2 separate regions of the Homo sapiens genome follow, and region 2 is linked to region 1. The links are chromatin loops, found by intact Hi-C in ENCODE. Cell type or tissue: CD4-positive, alpha-beta T cell. All regions are shown on one strand.

Region 1 (5,000 bases):
GTCCGGCCCCTACCATGTCTTAACATCCCAGATTAACAGGCCTACCAAGGGGAACAGAGATTCCTACACAGTATAACAGAGAATAGCAGCCTGGGTACTGCTATAGCAGGAGACTGTGTTTGGTAGGCATCTTACCATATATTCCACAGCACGTTCACAGTCTCATTGGCTATGTTCTCAATAGAATTTCTGTTCTGATCTTTTTTCTCCTGCAGAGACATCTCATTTGAATCCAGTCCAGCACTACACTGTAACCAAATATCATGATTAGCACCCTGGTTCCTAAGAAGAATTAAACAAATAGGGTAATGATGGTGATGAAACACAAAGGCTAGACATCAGAAATTACCGTGGTTAACAAGCCAGTCGAATCCTTACAAACAGTAGTACAAAATCAATACAAAGTATTTTACCTAATAAATGTAATAAAAGACAGTAGGAAGGCAACAAAAGATGAAATAAGAGCTTCTACCTAGCACCTTCTGTTTATTACATAGCGCCTTCTAAAGTACTATTCTAAGCATTTTACATGTATCAAGTCATTTAATCCTCACAATAAACCTATGAGGTAGGTGAACTATTATTATCCCCAATCTCCAGCTGCAAATGGGAAAGTGAGGTACAGGGAGGCTGCTGAAGGTGTTAGATTAGCATGTGGTGAAGCTGGGATTCAGGCCCTAGCATTTGACTCCAAAGCTGGTGCTCTTAAGCCCCTCTAGTACAGCCCAGGAGACCCTCTAAAGCAGGGCTTCTCAATCCAGGTACTACTGAAATTCTCCACCAGAAAATTCTTTGTTGGGGAAGGAAGGGCTGTCGTGTGCATTTGGGGATGTTTAGCAGCATCCCTGGCCTCTACCCACTGGATGCCAGTGGCAAACCCCACAAGCTCTGTAACAACCAATGTCTCCAGACATTGCCAGTTATGCCCTGTGAAGCAAGATCATACCCAGTTGAGAATCACTGCTCTAAAATGACTGATGCCTCTCATCAAAACTGGATATCCTTTATGTAGCCTTAAGTGAAAATTACCCATCAGTACAGAATAGAGGACCAGAGGCACTCCAGAGACAGAGCTCCTTAACCTCTTGACTATGTCATGCAATAAGACTGGAATGAGATCAAACATGAGAACTTACTGTAATCTTCACAAGTTCCTAATGTCTGTGCCTCGGCTTTGTCATCTGTAAAATGGGAATAATACCTGCCTCATAGAATACTGTGAGGATTAAATTATATAATATCCAAAACATGAAAATAATACCTGGCACATAAATAAGCAATGACTAAATACTAATTATTTTTATTGTAAGAAGTTTAACATCTAAAGGAGTGAGTCTGTACAATTTTAGGAAAGTCTTTTCCAACTATCATAAAAATAAAGCTACAAAATAATAGAGATTAGTATCAATAATGAGAGCAGATTGGTGTTTCCAGGAAAAGGAATGAAATTTCCATAAGATGTTTAGATAGAAGACAAAGTCACCAACACCAAAGTACTAAAAAAAGTCTAAGTTTGCATCCCAAAAGCTACCATCAAGATACTGTAAAAACTGCATACCTCTTTTAGCAGCGCAACCAGAGGGGTCATGATATCCTTAGTCACCATGTCATCACAAACTTCAAAACCTCCACAAGCACTGAGATTTCTACACAAGAAGTTTAAAACATGTTTTACTTTCACATCACATGTCACAGAACACTTCTACCCTCTCACATTTCTATTTTTAGCCATATTTAAGGTTTCCCAGAGGAAATAGCTTATTGTTTCTGTCATACGCTGCAGAACCAATCCAGAGATTTCCATCTGTTCTGATCCATGTTCTACAAGATATAAACAGACGACGCTGTCATATAACTTAGTTCTGAGGTCTGAAACAGTATACAGGTGCATGGCTACAAGAAGGGGAGAGGGGAGACTTTTCTCATGTGAATAAATCACATCATGTATGAAGGGACCTTTTCTTGGAATCAAGACTACAAGGGCAGGGCTAGGTGCTGTGGCTCACACCTGTAATCCCAGCACTTTGAGAGGCCTAGGTGGGAGGATCAATTGAGCTCAGGAATTCAAGACCAGCCTAGGAACAGCGGGAGACCCCGTTTCTAAAAAAATAAAATAAAATAAAAAGCGAACTGCAAGGGCAGCAAGGTGGGGCTACTGAGAATGACACCCCCTAAAGCAGCCCTGGGTAAATTTTAATTGGAAAGACATGACTTCCGAGTACACAGCACTGTGCTAGTCCCTAAGGATATGGAGATAGTCAGAAGATGCCCTCACAATGTGCCAGGATCCCCCAGCCTCTGTATGCTGTGGGAGGAAGGGAAGGGCTTTCCACATGCTGTTTCCTCCCTAAAGGAAGAAGAGCGTCTATCCCCCCTCCATCAACTGGTGAATGCCCATTCATTCCTCCGAGCTCACCTCAAGCACCACTCACTCAGTCTTCTTCCCTGAACCCTTTGTTTGTACCCTCTTTTAGCACCCTTTGTCATTACCATTCATTGTAATCATACACTTATGTAACTGTTTGGTTAATGCTTGTCTCCCTCAATACACTTTAAGATTTCTTAAGGAGAGACATTGCCTTGCTCATTACCCCATGCCCACAGCTTAGCTCAGTGTCTGGCACACAGTTGGCACTTTATACATATTTGCTATATCAGTGAATGAAATATAAATAACAAACAGAGACAGAGCTGTAAGAACTACAAATACTAACCTCTACTCTTGCCCCCTCTGCAGTCCATTCTCTGCACAACCAGCAGAGTGGTCTTCACAAAATGTGTTGCAGCATGTCACTTCCCTGCTTAGAGTTAAGTCCTCAGCCCTACACCATCGTACAGCTCATCCCTCTCTCCAGCCTCACTTCCTGTAATTACCCACCCCTGCTCTTCTCAGCCACCTACCTACCCTCTCTGCTGTTTAACCACGTCAAGCTGCCTGCTGCTTCGCTTCTTTGCTGTTGCTGCTCCCTTTGTGGGGAATATTCTTCCCCCTATTTTCCCATGCCTCCTGGCTCTCTCACCCTGCACATCTCCTTTCACAAGTCATCTAAAGAGCACCTTTTTTTTTTTTTGAGACAGGGTCTTGTTCTATCACCCAGGCTGGAGTGCAGTGGTGTGATCATAGCTCACTGCAGCCTCGAACTCCTGGGCTCAAGCGATTCTCCTACCTCAGCCTCCTGAGTAGCTGGGATTACAGGCACCCACCACCATGCCCGACTAATTGTTTATAATTTTTCTACAGACGGGGTCTTGCTATGTTGCCCAGGTTGGCCTTGGACTCCTGGCCTCCAGTGATCCTCCTTCCTTGGCCTCCCAAAGCAATGGGATTACAGGTGTGTGCCACCGCGCCCGGCCCAAGAGCACCCAATTCAAACTTCCCACCCCCAACTCATCATCATCTCGTTTTCCCACAGCAATTCTCACTATTTAATATTATGTTTTACCTTTTTACTAGCTTCCTGTCTGTCTCCCCATCAACATGACTTGTGCCAAGACAGGGATCTTGGCTGTCAACAGATCTCGCTCAAAAGTCTTGGCTGCTCAAAGTCCCCTGCATCTAGAACGATTCCTGACACATGAACTGAAGAGTTCATCCAAGCAAGGGACCCTAAGGAGGGCTTTTGGAGAGTGTAAAACGTGCGCAAGGCGTGAGGGCAGGACGCCTGAGCAGGTGGACGCTGCAGGTGAAGCAGCCAGGTGGACAGATGAGATGCGGGGATACTGGGCTTCTCCGGAGCCTGGAGACTGGCTTCAAATCTCTGCAAACGGGAGACCGGGCCAGTGCCTGATGGCACACAGAAGGCGCTGGGTGACCGCTGCGACCGCCCGCAGCCCAGACGCGGGGGAGGCCAGCGGTGGGCACCGCCCCGCACCCTTCCTGGCTCACCTCAGCGCGCCGGCTGCAGTCTCCCTGACGGCCAGGCTGGGGTCTAGCAGCAGCGGCCCGAGGCGGCGCACGGCGTCTCGTCGCGCCAGGCCCGGGAGTGCCGGCCGCTGCTGCACCAGCCGGGCCAGCCCTGCGCAGGCGCACTCGCGGACCTCGGCGCTCGGGTGCTGGAGCTGCGGATGAGAGCGAAAAGGGTCAGAAGGCGCGCAATGCGCACGCGCGCGGGGCAACCTCGTCTCGCCTCCCGGCCCGACGGAGCCCTCGCCTCACCTTTTCCAGCAGCTCCGCCGCCGGCCCGTCGTCCTCCTCGCCTCCGGTCCCATTCGCCGCCGCAGCCGCCTCGGCCTGACAGTCGCCCGTAGGGGAGAACTGAGGTCGCTTGAAGCGCTTCGTCCGGCTCTTGCCCATGGTGACGTGCGCTGGGCGGACAGACCACCGAGAGAGGAGGGCAACAGCAGGCGGTGGAGGCTGCCGCGCCGTTAACAAGGTCCGTTGCTGCTGCTCAGCTGGGCCGGCTGACGGCTGCAGCACACATGGGCAAGCCGTGCGCAGGCGCACGGCGCGTCGTCTGCCGGGTCGGGGTTGGGGCGGGGCGGGGTGGGGGGAACTGGCGCACGGAGCGCGCAGGCGTGGAAGAGGGCATAGGCGGGGCCAGCTTCGGCAAAGGGGCGGAGCCTTGTGGGTTTACCGGGTAAGTAGGAGGTTGGACTAGAATAGTAACGCCGACCCGGGCGAGAGGATCACTTGAGGCCAGAAGTTCGAGACCATCTTGGGCAACATAGGAAAACACTCCACTCCCTGTCCTCCCCACCAAAAAAATTAAAAATTATCTGGGCATAGTGGCGTGTGTGTGTAGTCCCAGCTACTTGGGACGTTGAAGCCGGAGGATCACTTGACCCCAGGAGTTTGAGGCTGAGGTGAGCCGTGATCCTGCTACTGCACTCCATCCTGGGCGACAGAGCGAGACCCTGTCTCAATCAATCAATCAAGCAACCAATAAGTTAGTAACACCGGCTACAAATAATCAAATGTGATTAAGAATACCTAACTTGCAAGGTTATTGTAAGTTCTGTAAAGTTCATAAAGTTCTGTAAAGTGCCTAACACCAAGCCTG
Region 2 (5,000 bases), 210 kb after region 1:
TGGAGTGCAGTGGCATGATCTCAGCTCACTGCAACCTCGGCCTCCCAGGTTCAAGTGATTGTCATGCCTCAGTCTCTCGAGTAGCTGGGACTACAGGTATATGCCACCAAGGCACGTGCCACCATGCCCAGATAATTTTTGTATTTTTAGTAGAGACAGGGTTTCAACATGTTGCTGGGGCTGGTCTCGAACTCATGACCTCAGATGATCCACCCATCTCAGCCTCCCAAAGTGCTGGGATGACAGGCATAAGCCAGGGCCTCCCTAGCAGGTGATCCATCCGTTTCATCTTCCCAAAGCGCTGGGATTACAGGTGTGAGCCACGGCACCTGGCCAAGGTGGGCATTTGGTCACTTACTGGAAAGCATCCCTTGAGCAACTCTGGGAGCTCTGCAGGGATCATAGGTCTGAGGCCACAAAGTGAACACTGCCTTGTTTTCTTTATTGTCCTATCTTGTTTTTGTAGCCCACCAGACCCTCGTGCATTCACCAGACTGCTCAAAATGACGCCTGCCTCTTGAAAATTCAAGGAAGAAGCCTCAGTTGCTGCACATGTAGGAAAAACATTCTTAAGGAGCATGGTTGGGGAAGGCACCGCCTTGGGCAAGAGGTTTCCCCTCTTCCAGCCAAGTTATGACTTTGAAGGAAGATGCACCTTTTTGTGGGCAAAGTCTTACTTGTTCTCAAAAACCTCAACTTGGAATTTCTCTTGCATTTATGATGGTGGCTCCTGCTCCTTACAGCTTACAGTGGGTTTCCACAGCCACTCCTCCAAGCAGGGCAGGAGCAGCTGTTCACTTTCCGGCGAAGAAGGAGAGCCCAGAGGGGCCCCTTCTCATAGGGGAGGGGACTGGACCCCCTATTCCCTGCCAGAAGTAGGCAGGTGGGGGGTATAAAACACACCTGAAAATGACCCTTTCTGGTCCAAGGTCACCCGTGAGAAGCAAGGCCCAGGTGTCACCTGGTGTCCCTTGAGGCCCTTGCAGTCCGAGCTCAGAGGTGGGTGGGGATTGCAAATAAGGAAGGCACTATTGGCTTTTTGTTCCTTTGAGATTTTCCTTAAAACAACATTTTTCTGGAAGGAGTTAAAAATGAAACAAGCTTCAGAAGAAGCGGGACGGGCCGAGGCGGGGACAAGGTCGGGCTCCCTCTGCACCCTGACTGCCGCTGAGCTGGGAGACGCCGAACTTGGCGGGGGAGGGCGGAGCGTCGGGAAACGGACATACGTGCAGGCGACGCGTGGGAGGGGGCCCGGAAAACTTTGTGAGCGGCTCCAGGATCTCGTCCTTTCGGATTAGGTCAGGATGGGCTATTGCGGGCTCCCCATCCTGTTGCCCCCACCTCCGTCCTCAGTCTTCAGCAGGCCCCTAGGGGTGGAAAAGGGCAGCCCCGTGGGACTCCAACCACCCCTCTCCCCCGACGGCCCCTCTTTCGTCCCGCACACGCATTCCCCACCGCGCTCCTTTTGTCCGCCCCCTCACTCTCCAGACTCCCGGCTGGGCAGGATCCGCAATCTCCAGCCCCCCAGAAAGCCTGGGCGGGCGAGCTGGGGGCCGTTCCCCGCCCCCTACCTCTAGCAGAGGCAGCCCGCGGCGGGGGCACCCCAGAGCCGAGGCCAATCGTCCCCCTCCCCCAGCGTGTGCCATCTGCCGCCTGTCAGCCACTCTCCGCGGGCCTCGATCCCAGGCGCCGGCGGGGGTGGGGGAGCGGCTGATTCTGCCCCTCCTTCCTGGCTCCTTCCCAGGCGCCTCGCGGCCCCTGCCCTCGCCTCGGCCCTTGGCACCCCCGGTTCAGCCCAACTCCGTCCATCCCTGGGCCGCGGGGGCGTGGGGGGGGGGGCTCCTATTCCCTCCGGGAAGGCCGAGATGTTGGACACTCTTGGACGCACAAGCTGGGGAGGACTGTGGCCTGGGGATGGTAGCGCTAACCTGGGGAGGGGCGGCCCTCAAGGCTTAGGTCTAGTTAGGGGACGTCTCGGTCCTGGCCTCCGCCCCTCTGGGGAGCCTCGCTCGCCCGCTGCCGCTGTCAGGGTGTCCAGCTAGGCGTCGCGTTTAGCCCGTCACCCGACTCTACCTCTGAGACTGCCTAGGGCGCGCGCGCCTGGCCCCCCTGCCTCAGGCCTCTCCGCATCCTCCAGCTCGCGCTCCCCAGCCGCGGGGGTGCGTGGGTGGCATCTACCTCGGCAATCAGCCCAGCACGGGGTTGGCGAGCAGGGCCCGGCGGGACCGCGGAGAGAGCTGAGCGGGGCCGGGCCCGGCTGGCCGGCAGGCTGGGGAGCGGCGGGGCGCGGGCACCCTGCGTGGGGCGGGCGCCGCGGCCCGGCCGGCCCCGGCGCTGTTCTCGGCGGGCAGCGGGTTTTTCCGTGAAAGGTTGCCCTGGGTAACTCGTCTCCGAGGGGACGTAGCCCTCCCCTCTCCAAGTGGCAACTTATCGATCCGAGAGATTGATAACCCCCAGCGCCGCGCCGTGCACCCGCTCCGTTCTCCTGGCTCCGGGGCGCGCCGGCCCAAGGTGGCGCCACTCACCCGGGAGGGGGGCGAGGTCGGGGCCGCTCCCCACCCGAGACCTGGCCGCCTGCAGCTAGTTGGGGAGGGAGAGGCTCCGAGGAACGGTTTAGGGGAGCCGTCTGGGGAAGACTTTTCCCAAGTCAGAACCCTTCCCGGGCCTGCCCGGAGACCAGAGTCTCAGCCGGTTCAGGAGCTGCGGGGGACGCGCGGCGCCCCCTGGCGGCTGGGTAAAACCTCGCAGAAAGTAGCAGCTGGTTTATTTCTTCTGACAACTGCGCGGGGAGGGGGTGCTCCTGCAAGGTCTCAGGGGTAAGGTGTTCCTTTTACAGTCGGACAGAGGAAGTGCACACCAGGCGCGAGAATTCTACAAATAAGGGTGTAGGGGGCGCACGGGGTTAGCCCAGTGGTGGAAGAATTTGTTGGATGTGGGGCAGGGGTGGTCTTTGAACACCGACCGGTGGGCAAAAGCCAACCTGGCAGAGCCAGGTCCCTGGATAGTTCATGTGCGTGAGGCATACATCGCGAGGTGGCAATACTAGGGCAGCCCAACTCCGTTTGCTCCCCCATTCTTTCACTTTTTACAGTTTGTGAGGCTCATGCGTCTTGGCGAGCTTGACAGCCGCGTGGGCCCTAAGTGTGTTCCCTCCTCCTGCCCCCGGTGCAGCCAGCGCCCGAGCCCCGGCCCCGCGTGCTGGTGCGGTGCCCGCGCCCGCGCCGTGCCTGCCGCCGCCGCCGCCGCCGCCACCACGGTCCGGGTTTTGCGGGCGGCCGGAGCTGTATTTCCAGCGCTGTCCATCGCTCGGTGCTGTTGGCCCTCTCTCCGTCTGATCCGAGCCGGAGCAGTGCGGGGCGCCCCACGGGATCAGAGCGCTCCCCCGCCGGGACTCCGCTCCTCACATCCTCCTGCTGGGACCCGGCTACATTTCCAGCCAAGCCTGGCTTTATTATGTGTCTCTGCAGTGCAGCCCCAGCAGCCGGATCGGGAGGAGGAGAGCCAGCGACCACAAAGAAGACAGGAGCGCGAGGGAGGCTGGCGGGCGGGCCGGCGCCGGCTGGAGCGCGGAGGAGCCGGGGCGCAGCCGCCGCCGCCGCTGCCCAGGAGGACGGGAGCCCGGCCGCCGCCGCCGCCGCCTGCTCGTCCTCCTCTTCCGCCACCGCGGCCGCCGCCTCCCCCCTCTCCGAGCCCCTGGCCCATGGAGGCAGCTAGCGGGGCCGGCGACTTGGCACCGGCCTGGGGATCGGCTGCGCGCCTCGCGCTGAGCACCGCAGCCCGAGGGCAGGCAGCGGCGGCCCGGCGCACGGGCTGAGCGATGCCCGGGGCACGGGCGCGCCTGCCGGCCGCCGCCTGAGCGCCCCCGCGCGCCCCTTCCTCCTCCGGGGGGCCGGCGCCGGGCCGATCCGAGAGCCAGAGAAGGGGGCGTGAGCCAGGGGCCCCGAGCCGCGGCTTCCGAGCCACTGCGGCCGTTTCGAGCCTCCCCTCCAAGTAGGCTGAGTTGAGGGACCCCCGCCCCCCATCCATCATAATCTCCAAACCAGGCGCTTGGGCATTTTTGAGCCATTAATATTTATTATTTTTTTTTGTGCGGCAGGGGATAATTCGAAGGCTTCTTTTTTTTTTTTTTCCTGGGGGGTACTGAGCTTCCGCGCTCCCGACCGCCTCCCGGTCTCCTCCCCCCTTGAGATACCCTCGACTCCAGCCCCGTTCCCCCTCCTCAGATGGGTTCATTGTGAGCTCCGCACCGGGCTGCGTGGCCGGACGCCTGCAAACTTTGCACAAAAATCCGGCAAGGGGCGGAGGAGGAGGAGAAGGAGGAGGAGGGTGAGGGTGGCGGTAGGGTGGGGGAGGGAAGGAGGGGGCCGCAGGGGCCGGGGGCCGGCGGGGGGTTGGGAGGAGGAGGGGGGCGGCTTTTTTTTTTTTTTTTTTTTTTTTTTTTTTGCATAACTCGGCTCGGCCGAGTGGCCTCCGGACTCCCCGCGCCGCTGGGACCGCCGCTTGGATCGGGAGCCCCGGACTGCCGCATTGCAACAGGCAGGGCCCCGGCGCGCCCCCCGGGCCTCCCCCCGCCTTCGAGCGGCCTCGGCCGGCCCGGGCTGCCCCCCCAAGGGAGGCCGCCCCGGACCTGCGGTCCGCTCCCCACAGCCGCCAACCGGGCTGCAAAAAAAAAAGTTTCCAAGAGACAGGCGGAGGAGAAGGGGGAGAAGGGCTGCCCGGAGCGGCGGGGGGCGGCGGGGGGAGCCGGCTGCGGAGGGCGACGGAGCGCCCGGAGCCCCGGACATGTCCAGGCGGAAGCAGGCGAAGCCGCGCTCGGTGAAAGGTGAGCGAGCGAGGCCCGGCGGAGGCGCGAGCGAGCGAGCGAGGAGGGAGGGAGCGAGGGAGGAGGGACCGGCGAGCGGGCTGGCTGCCGGGGACCCGCGCGAGCGAGCCGAGAGGAGGAGGAGGAGGCGGCAGAGGAGGCGGAGGCGGAGGCGGAGGCGGAGGAGGGGGAGGAGGAA

The links. Peaks named below come from ENCODE experiments on the same cell type or tissue, not always from the same donor. Only the 100,000 strongest peaks of a DNase experiment are listed, where the experiment ranks them.
Region 2: a loop joins it to region 1, with 4 times the contacts of the local background. A loop is called at or near these places in 3 of 110 quality-filtered maps.

The regions. Positions count from the first base shown.
Region 1 is chr16:50,065,426-50,070,425 of GRCh38, reverse strand. It overlaps HEATR3 (HEAT repeat containing 3), which reads right to left and starts at 4,456. Exons shown (of 15, transcript NM_182922.4): 1 at 4,157-4,456; 2 at 3,887-4,059; 3 at 1,559-1,646; 4 at 136-248. The coding sequence starts at 4,294. It overlaps HEATR3-AS1 (HEATR3 antisense RNA 1), which reads left to right and starts at 4,102. Exons shown (of 3, transcript NR_186390.1): 1 at 4,102-4,373. RefSeq lists silencers at 3,734-3,993, 4,074-4,123, 4,454-4,503 and an enhancer at 4,354-4,648. In CD4-positive, alpha-beta T cell, CTCF peaks have their summits at 2,520 and 2,721; DNase peaks (open chromatin) are centred at 2,755, 4,055 and 4,495; H3K4me3 peaks cover 1,666 bases; H3K27ac peaks cover 364 bases.
Region 2 is chr16:49,855,557-49,860,556 of GRCh38, reverse strand. ZNF423 (zinc finger protein 423) reads left to right here and starts at 4,445. Exons shown (of 8, transcript NM_001379286.1): 1 at 4,445-4,822. The coding sequence starts at 4,783. RefSeq lists a silencer at 4,942-5,000. In CD4-positive, alpha-beta T cell, CTCF peaks have their summits at 2,510 (motif pointing right) and 2,711 (motif pointing left); DNase peaks (open chromatin) are centred at 2,136, 2,726 and 4,936; H3K4me3 peaks cover 2,613 bases; H3K27me3 peaks cover 1,637 bases.